Regions from separate parts of the Homo sapiens genome. Here all the other regions are linked to region 2. Evidence: chromatin contacts called from ENCODE Hi-C data. All regions are on one chromosome and are shown on one strand. The core of a region is the stretch at or near the end of the contact, and the rest is flanking DNA. Distances in the headings are between cores, read along the strand shown.

Evidence for each region. Hi-C counts contacts between places; a loop is a spot of excess contacts on that map. Pooled maps may share reads with other maps.
Region 1: a pooled map shows a loop between it and region 2 (14-fold over the local background). The contact joins the promoter of NDUFA12 here to the promoter of LINC02453 in region 2. A Hi-C loop is called at or near these places in 9 of 50 pooled maps.
Region 3: a loop to region 2 is called in a pooled map, with 7 times the contacts of the local background. The contact joins the promoter of PARPBP here to the promoter of LINC02453 in region 2. A Hi-C loop is called at or near these places in 7 of 50 pooled maps.

Annotation. Positions count from the first base shown.
Region 1 is chr12:95,002,381-95,005,080 of GRCh38, reverse strand. It overlaps NDUFA12 (NADH:ubiquinone oxidoreductase subunit A12), which reads left to right and starts at 1,384. Exons shown (of 4, transcript NM_018838.5): 1 at 1,384-1,486; 2 at 2,260-2,342. The coding sequence starts at 1,401. RefSeq lists enhancers at 1,262-1,661, 1,126-1,753.
Region 2 is chr12:98,502,530-98,505,229 of GRCh38, reverse strand. It overlaps LINC02453 (long intergenic non-protein coding RNA 2453), which reads left to right and starts at 1,375. Exons shown (of 4, transcript NR_038383.1): 1 at 1,375-1,470; 2 at 2,618-2,647. It overlaps TRD-GTC1-1 (tRNA-Asp (anticodon GTC) 1-1), which reads right to left and starts at 1,727; the gene lies at 1,656-1,727. TRW-CCA4-1 (tRNA-Trp (anticodon CCA) 4-1) reads right to left here and starts at 978; the gene lies at 907-978. RefSeq lists enhancers at 1,018-1,317, 1,328-1,637.
Region 3 is chr12:102,118,831-102,121,530 of GRCh38, reverse strand. It overlaps PARPBP (PARP1 binding protein), which reads right to left and starts at 1,348. Exons shown (of 11, transcript NM_017915.5): 1 at 1,245-1,348. It overlaps NUP37 (nucleoporin 37), which reads left to right and starts at 1,417. Exons shown (of 10, transcript NM_024057.4): 1 at 1,417-1,481. RefSeq lists enhancers at 1-502, 1,547-1,616.

The DNA.
Region 1 (2,700 bases), core at 135-2,634, 3.5 Mb after region 2:
CATACAGTGGAATATTATTCAACATTTATAAAAAGAAGAAAATCCTGTCATATACTACACTATGGATGAGCCTTGTGGATATCATGCTAAGTGAAATAAGCCAGGTCCTAAAAGACAAACACCTCATGATTCTACTTATATGAAGTATCTAAAGTAGTTAAACTCTTAGAAACAGAAGTAGAATGGTGGTTGGCAGGGGATGGAGAAAGAGGAAAAAGTTGTTCCATGGATATAAAGTTTCTGTTTTGCAAGAAGAATAAGTTCTAGAGATCTGTTGCGCAACAATGTGCATGTGGTTAACACTACTGTACACTTAAAAATGGTTAAAATGGTAAATTTTATATTTTGTGTTTTTAACCACCACTACCAAAAAAAAAAAAAAAAAGCTAGGGAACTAAATTGTTATTTTGAAAACACACATAAGGGAAAGAATCGGCTGGGTGTGGTGGCTTACACCTGTAATCCCAGCATTTTGAGAGGCTGAGGCAGGAGGATCACTTGAGGCCAGAGTTCAAAACCAACCTGGGCAACATAACAAGATGCCCATCTCTAAAAAAAAAAAAATTAGCCAGGGGTGGTGGCACTTACTTAAATGGGAGGACTGCTTGAGCACAGGAGTTTGAGGCTGCAGTGAGCTATGATCACACCACTGTATTTCAGCCTGGGTGACAGAGAGCCTGTCTCTAAAATTAAAAAACAAAAAAAAAGTAAGAGAATCAAGCACCCATACTGCCTTTCCTACATTAATTGTATCTCAGGAGCCAAATAGTTGAAGGGAGGTTTCTCTTTGTAGAAGAATTGTGGTTAACAAATGAAGTAATATTGAAATTTTTTAGGCTCAAGCGATGCTCCCATCTAAGCCTCAGCCTACCGAGTAGCTGGGACTACGGGCACGCGCCACCACATCCAGCTAATTTTTAATTTTTTTTTTTTTTTTGTAGAGACAGAATTCTCGCTGTGTTGGCGAGGCTGGTCTCGAACTCCTGGGCTCAAACGATCCTCCCTACCCGGCCTCCCAAAGTGCTGGGATTACAACAGTGAGCCACCGCGCCCACCAGAGCCAATTATTTTTAGATGAGGAAACTGAAATTCCCAAAGGGGGAATCCCCGTGTGAGAAAGCCTCGTGTAGGTGAGCTTTCCAGCATATGCCCGCCTTCTAGATTTAACCTCTGAAAACTAAATTTTAAGGTACCTTTGCTTCCAGGGGAAACCAATTCTGCCTACTTGGGAAGCCAGAACATGACCGCGTAGGCAAGACCTAGCTCTGCGCACGCGCAGAGCCACCACGTCTGGCGTTCGCGTGAGAACCTTCTGGGCGTGGGCTTCCTGCGGCTGAGTGGCAGCTTCCATCCGGTGGGTTTTGCTCGGCGCACCCGGGAGGCGGGGCCAGCGAGGCAAGATGGAGTTAGTGCAGGTCCTGAAACGCGGGCTGCAGCAGATCACCGGCCACGGCGGTCTCCGAGGCTATCTACGGGTTTTTTTCAGGTAGGCGGCCAGAGCCATGCTCTTGGCCTCTGGGGCTGGACTTTCGCTGGCTGATTTCTTGGAAGGGGTCCCAGGCTCGGGTCACCTTGGAGAATCCACAGCTCTTGTCAAGGACAACCGCCCCAATCTCTGCCTTGCCACCCCCAGGCTGGTCTCTGTCCCATATATCCCCGATACAAGACCGAAGCTATCTGTAGAGTCAGAGCTGTGACTCGGAGGCAAGGGCATCTGGGCTCCCCTCTTTTCCCACGCCCTGGAGAGTAATGAGGATTACAAGACATTAACTCAGTGACCCTGGTAAAGTTTTTTTCCCTGCACTGCCGTACAGTTCCTTGTCTGTAAGGCGTTGAAGGTAATAATGATGGTCCCTTCTCTTCCTGACATTCACTGATCCCACGAGCAGCATAGTTTCGCAGAAACCTAAATGGAGACCCAGAGTGGAATGAAAGAGCCTGGAGACCTTCGTATCATTGTAAGAAGATGAAATACTTTGGCTTTTTGATTTCCTAAAGGTTTTGCTAATTCCAGTGCCTCCTGGCTGAGGGATAGTAGATACAAGTAGTCCTGTAATCTGAAGAGACTACATTTATATTTTTAGTGTAATTTGAGCACATCAGTTGTCAATTCATCTTTTCCCATCCCCAGCACTTCTTCATTTTGCTAGTTGATGCAGCAGCCCTTGTGTCTGAAAGTTGTTACTCTCACTTTATTTCCGTTTATGTTTTGAACTAAGAATCATTCTAAAATGTCTGTTTTCTTTTGGGTATTCACAGGACAAATGATGCGAAGGTTGGTACATTAGTGGGGGAAGACAAATATGGAAACAAATACTATGAAGACAACAAGCAATTTTTTGGTGAGTGCAGTATTTTTTAGTATGAATAATTGGATTGGGATTGGGATTTGATTTGAGTCTATTTTCCATATTATGCAATGAGCTTTTACAAAACACCTGGAAAAGGATGAAAAACTCAATAGAAAATGAAAAAAGATAATTTACAGAAAAAAGAAAAGTAAACAGCCAATGAAGGTATGGAAAAATGCTCATTCTCACTTGTAACAACAGAAATGCAACTTTAAAAACAGTGTTATATATTTTTCACCTATCAAATTTTGAAGTGTTTTTGTTCTTTTTTTTTTTTTTTTTTTTTTTTTTTGAGATGGAGTCTCTGTCGGCCAGGCTGGAGTGCAGTAGCGCGATCTCGGCTCACTGC
Region 2 (2,700 bases), core at 126-2,625:
TTTTCCCACATTCCTCCCCGCCACCCACCTCCAGAAGGAGTCTTGCTTGGTCACCCAGGCTCACTGCAACCTCCGCCTCCCGGGTTCAATCAATTCTTCTGCCTCAGCCTCCGGAGTAGCTGGGATTACAGGTGCACCCCACCATGCCCAGCTAATTTTTGTATTTTCAGTAGAAATGGGGTTTCACCATGTTGGTCAGGCTGGTCTTGAACTCCTGACCTCGTGATCCACCCACTTTGGCCTTCCAAAGTGCTAGGATTACAGGTGTAAGCCACTGAGCCTGGCAGTCACACATTCTTTCAACTGTTTGTTTCCACCTTTATTATAAAGTATTTATAAAGAGGGATCCAGAGTCCCTCACCTGGTTCAGAATCTTGGGTGACCCTTGGCAGGTCACTAACCCTGTGAGCCACAGCCACATTTGTAAAAGTGGGATAATAGTCACACATTGTGAGGTTGTTCACAGTGTTGGCACATGGTAAGGGCTAAGACACTTGATTAGCATAATATTCAAAATTAGAAATTGTACACTATTGTACTCTCTTTCAAAAGGCAAACAGCCTAAAACTGTTTGGAAAAAACAGCTTGTACAGTATATTGTACACTTCCTGTGATAGACTAGTGGACTGATACACCCACTAATGCACAGCAGTAATAGTCCACCTCTTTACACATTATGCATGTTAAGTGACAAAAAAACTCACTTTAAAAGGCCAAATGATAAAAACATCAGCCTTGAGGCTCTTCGATATAGAGTAAATCATATCTTCCTGCAAACCAAGGATTAGTATCATAATACCTGAAAGAGGAAAACTTAATTCTAACATTCAAGAAAATTGGCGGCAGGAATACACCTCGGCTTCTAGTAGTCGGTAGTTTAAAATACAGGAGGAAAAAAAAAAAGTTTGACCCCGACGTGATTCGAACACGCAGCCTTCTGATCTGGAGTCAGACGCGCTACCGTTGCGCCACGAGGTCCTGCTGGGCTGTGGCTCGCGCAGTTTCTTAGGACACCAGTAAATGGCGTTTCTTCCAGGGGTACCAGTCTTTCTCTTCCATTTACTCTCTGCCCCTCCACCCAGTATCTGTCGGACCAGGAGACCGATTCCTTCAGCGTCCAAACTTTCCTGACTGCTAGTCCTCTAACCAAGGCTGGGACGTAACCAGCGGAAGCGGGAGAACGGGGCTTCCCGTTTAGTCGGGTCTCCAGGATCAAAGGAAATTGGCCCTTCCTTTTCTTTACCAAATGATTTCCGTTCTTACCCGCCCTGCCCCCGCCCCGTTAGTCGCGAGACTCCGCCCTCTCTCCCCTCCCCCAACAGGTTCCGCGCGCTGAGTTCGCGACCTCGAGTTGTAATCTGGCGGGGCGCCACTAAGCCGGCGCAGGCCTTCGCAAGATGGCGGCTGGAGGCAAGGGCAGAGGCCTTCAGAGCGTTTTCTTTTTCCCTTTCCTCCCTTCCTGCAAACAATGTAAGGCATTTTCTCTCAGGGGAGGCTTTCACTTCATGGTGGGCATTAAGGTTAAAAGTCACCATTTTGAAGACAGGGTTGTGCACTTAAGGGAGCTGGTTTAGCATATTATGTTTAACAGCAGTGTCCTGTCATTGAATGATACAGAAAATAATAACTGTCGCCAAAAAAGTGCAGCTACACACCTCCCCGTCGGGGAATTGAACCCCGGTCTCCCGCGTGACAGGCGGGGATACTAACCACTATACTAACGAGGAGTCGTTAGGCTGTGTATTTTCTCAGACAGCCCTTCAAGGAGCAGTAAGATCCTTCCAGCGCTCCGTAACCTTCCGCCTGCCCCCGGGAAGTACGAAAGTCCGGTCTCTTGGAGCCGCTGCTTAGGCTTATTGTCCTCTCTGGGCGCTTTGTATTCTTGATGTTGGTGGGAAGAATAAAAGGTGTGGAATATGTGAAGGAAACGCGCTTCCCATGTTAGTGCTAGAGAAGTGTGTGAAAATAGTTTTTCCGAGGCTCTTGACGCGTTCTAAATGATTTAGGTTGCCGTCCTGAGTTTTTTTTTTTTAACTGACCACTGGTATGTGACTTGCGGCTGAGCCTTCCCCTTACAAATTTATACTTTCACTCTGAAGTTCAAGTTCAAGGATAGCATATGGCTGCCAGATGTCGGGGACAGTTAGGGTTGCCACGGTCTCGTGCCTCTTCAAACAATTCATAAGTCTTTTTTTTTTGAGAGGAAGTCTCGCTCTGTCCCCTAGGCTGGAGTGCAGTGTTGCGATCTGGGCTCACTACAACCTCCACCTCCAAGGCTCAAGTGATTCTCCCGCCTCAGCCTCTCGAGTGGCTGGGATTACAGGCGCGCACCACCATGCCTGGCTAATTTTTGTATTTTACTAGAGACGCGGGGTGTGTGTGTGTGTGTGGGGGGGGGGAGGGTTCACCATGTTGGCCAGACTGGTCTCGAACTCGTGACCTTTAGTGATCCACCTGCCTCGGCCTCCCAAAGTGCTGGGATTTACAGGCGTGAGCCACCGCGCCCGGCCAATTCACACACTTTTGTAACACAAAAGCGCCCAATGAAATGACCAGCTGCGGGCAAATGAAATTTTATCAAAATTTTATCAGCCGACTTCTGTTTCGCTCTCTGTAGGTGGCTACAGTTTAACTGGAAGTGACAAACGTAAGTATGTGAATGGCTAAATAATAATGCGTTTAAATAATTCAAAACCAGGA
Region 3 (2,700 bases), core at 99-2,598, 3.6 Mb before region 2:
GACAGAAAACCAAGAGTCTCATTCAGGGATCAGCTAATTTTTTCTAAAGGAACAAACAGTAAATATTTGAGGCATGCACAACTACTCACTTTGACCTTCTAGTGTGAAAATAGCCATGGACATACATAAACAAACAAATGAGTATAGCTGTGCTCCAATAAAACTTTTTTTATGGACACTGAAATTTGAATTTCATGTAATTTTTACACATCACAAAACATTATTCTTTTCATTTTTTCCCCCAACCATATAAACACGTAACACTCCTTCTTAGCTCAGGAGCTGGCTGCACAAAAACAGGCAGCACAGCCAGTTTGCCAACCCCTGGTCTAGTCCCAGCTCTTCCTGTAGCTAGCTGGCTGTGGGAGCCTATGCCATAAGCCTTACACGTGGTTCCTAGGTGGAGGCATCATCACACAGAAATACTTGCCTTCCAGTCCCTTGTGAGAAGTCAATGAGACAATAAATATGCAAGCACTCTGAATGGCAGGCTGCACTATACAAAAAAACAGTAGCCAAAGGCAGCAGCGATAACACTTGTTTTTAAAAAATTGGATTCCAAGTTGCTCTAGAGCAAAAACTGTGAGACAGAAAATTGTCACTGGGCAGGCAGTGTGAAATGGTTGAAAGAACTACACTTCCGAGTCAGATATCACTTCCAGGCTCCCCCTTTATGACCTGTAGTCCTTCGGTATTTAAAATCTCTAATGAGCATAAGTTTCTTCACCTGCAAAACCAGGAAGGGAATTCCTACCTCACAGAATGAGACGTTAGTGAAACAAGTACATAACCCACCTAGTGCCAGGCATTTAGTAGGTGCTCAATTTAAAAATTGCACTCAACATCATTATCAGTGTTCGAGTGCAAGTCCCAAAGGTTCCTTGGGAGGCTGTAACTAATCAGGAGTAGGAGAAAGTTGAGGAATTGGAGTCCGTGTACATAGTGGGACTAGAACCCAGGTTTCCTGCCTAACTAATGGAAGTTAAGCAGGCCTCTACGGGCCTGTCTTCCAAGCTGCAGACGAACCCTCAGGACCTACCAGCTCCATCGCTAGATACTGTGAACTCCGCCTACAGCCCCCAGGCCCAACCAGGCTCGAGCGTCAAGTCACTGCACCATAATACTTCGGTCCCACGGCACTTTGCTACGACCGAGGTATTACAGTGCAAAACACCCTCAAAAGCCACAGCCTGAATCACCACTTAAAAATGCGACAGGGCAGGTAGGGCAGACGCGAGACTTACGTGATTAGGGGTAGACCCGAAGACGTACTCTTCAGTGTGCGGAAGGATCCCCAACGGGATGCCCTCCCGCGGCCGCCGCAGTCGCCGCTGTCGCCGCTGAATACAGTTCAAACCTCGCGGGAGGCCCCGGGAGCCAATCGCTGCGCTCGCCCTCCGACCCGGAAGCAGAGCCACAGCGCGTCGCGGCAGCCCCCAAGGAAGACCAGCCTGCCTCTGGTCGGTTCCTGGCGCTCTGCGGTGCGTATCGAGCTGGGAGCCCGAGAGGCCGGGATGCTTTTCTGCCGGCCGCCCAGCCTTGCCACTCTATTCCCAGGAGTTCTTCCTTCCCACTTCGGGCCCCGGGAGGTGGGAGCGGGGTCTTGAGGAACTCGCCTGGCCCGGGGAGAGGTGTCGGCGCTCATTGCAGAGACTTATCTTGTTCCCTCCCTTCTTCTCTGCCGTTGTAGTTTTACAGGGGCAAGTCCTGTCCAACGTGTACGGTGAGGCCCCGGCCACTGCTTTAATGAGCAGTAGGTGTAGGGACGGAACAATTTCGTGACCTCGAATCTCTTGCACTTCTATACCTCTCTGTCTCCGTGTCCATAACACTTGCTGGTCACCCTTCAAAAGTCTCCAGTCCCTGATGTCCATTCCTAAAGTTACTAGTTTATAAGCGTCTCGAGGTGGGACTCATTCTCAGTACATACTCTTAAGGTGCTTGATATGTTTGTTACTGAGTCCAGCTGTTTTCAGGACAACCCTTGTGTCGAATTTTTTAAAAAACCAAAAACTCTAAAACCCATAATTCTCATGTGGGAATGCTACTTCCAGAATGCACACTAGTCCCTGACAGGTTAAGGTCTTCTGCCTAGTTTTAAGAATATTATTATTTTAATTTTTAAGTTCCGGGATACGTGTGCGGGACGTGCAGGTTTATTACAAAGGTAAAACGTGTGCTATGGTGGTTTGCACACCCATCACCTAGGTATTAAGCTCCACATGCATTAGCTATTTATCCTGATGCTCTCCCTCCGCCCAACCCCCTGAACATTATTTTTATATCACACATTTTGGTACTCCTTAACAACAGATCCTGTATTTTCTATCTGTTTATATTATAGCCCTTTTCACGTTGAGTCATAACTATCCCTAAACTGTGGTCTCCTTCAAGCCAGGAGGCTGTTTTTTTCTTCATTAGCGCTGGTTCTCCACACACAATGAAGTCTTCCAAATCCTGGCCCTGCTTATGAGCTTGGCAAGTTAGTTAACCTACTGAAGCCTCAGTTTCTCCATCTACAAAATGGAGACCAGAGGTAGTACCTGCCTTTAGATTTGTACAGATACCAGATGTGATCATGTCAGTAAAATGCTTAATATGGTACCTACAAATAGTGGTTCATAAAAGTTATTAATTTTTATTAACATTTGCTGTTAAAATGATTCCATCTTCAGATGAAATACTATTTGTTTTAGATAA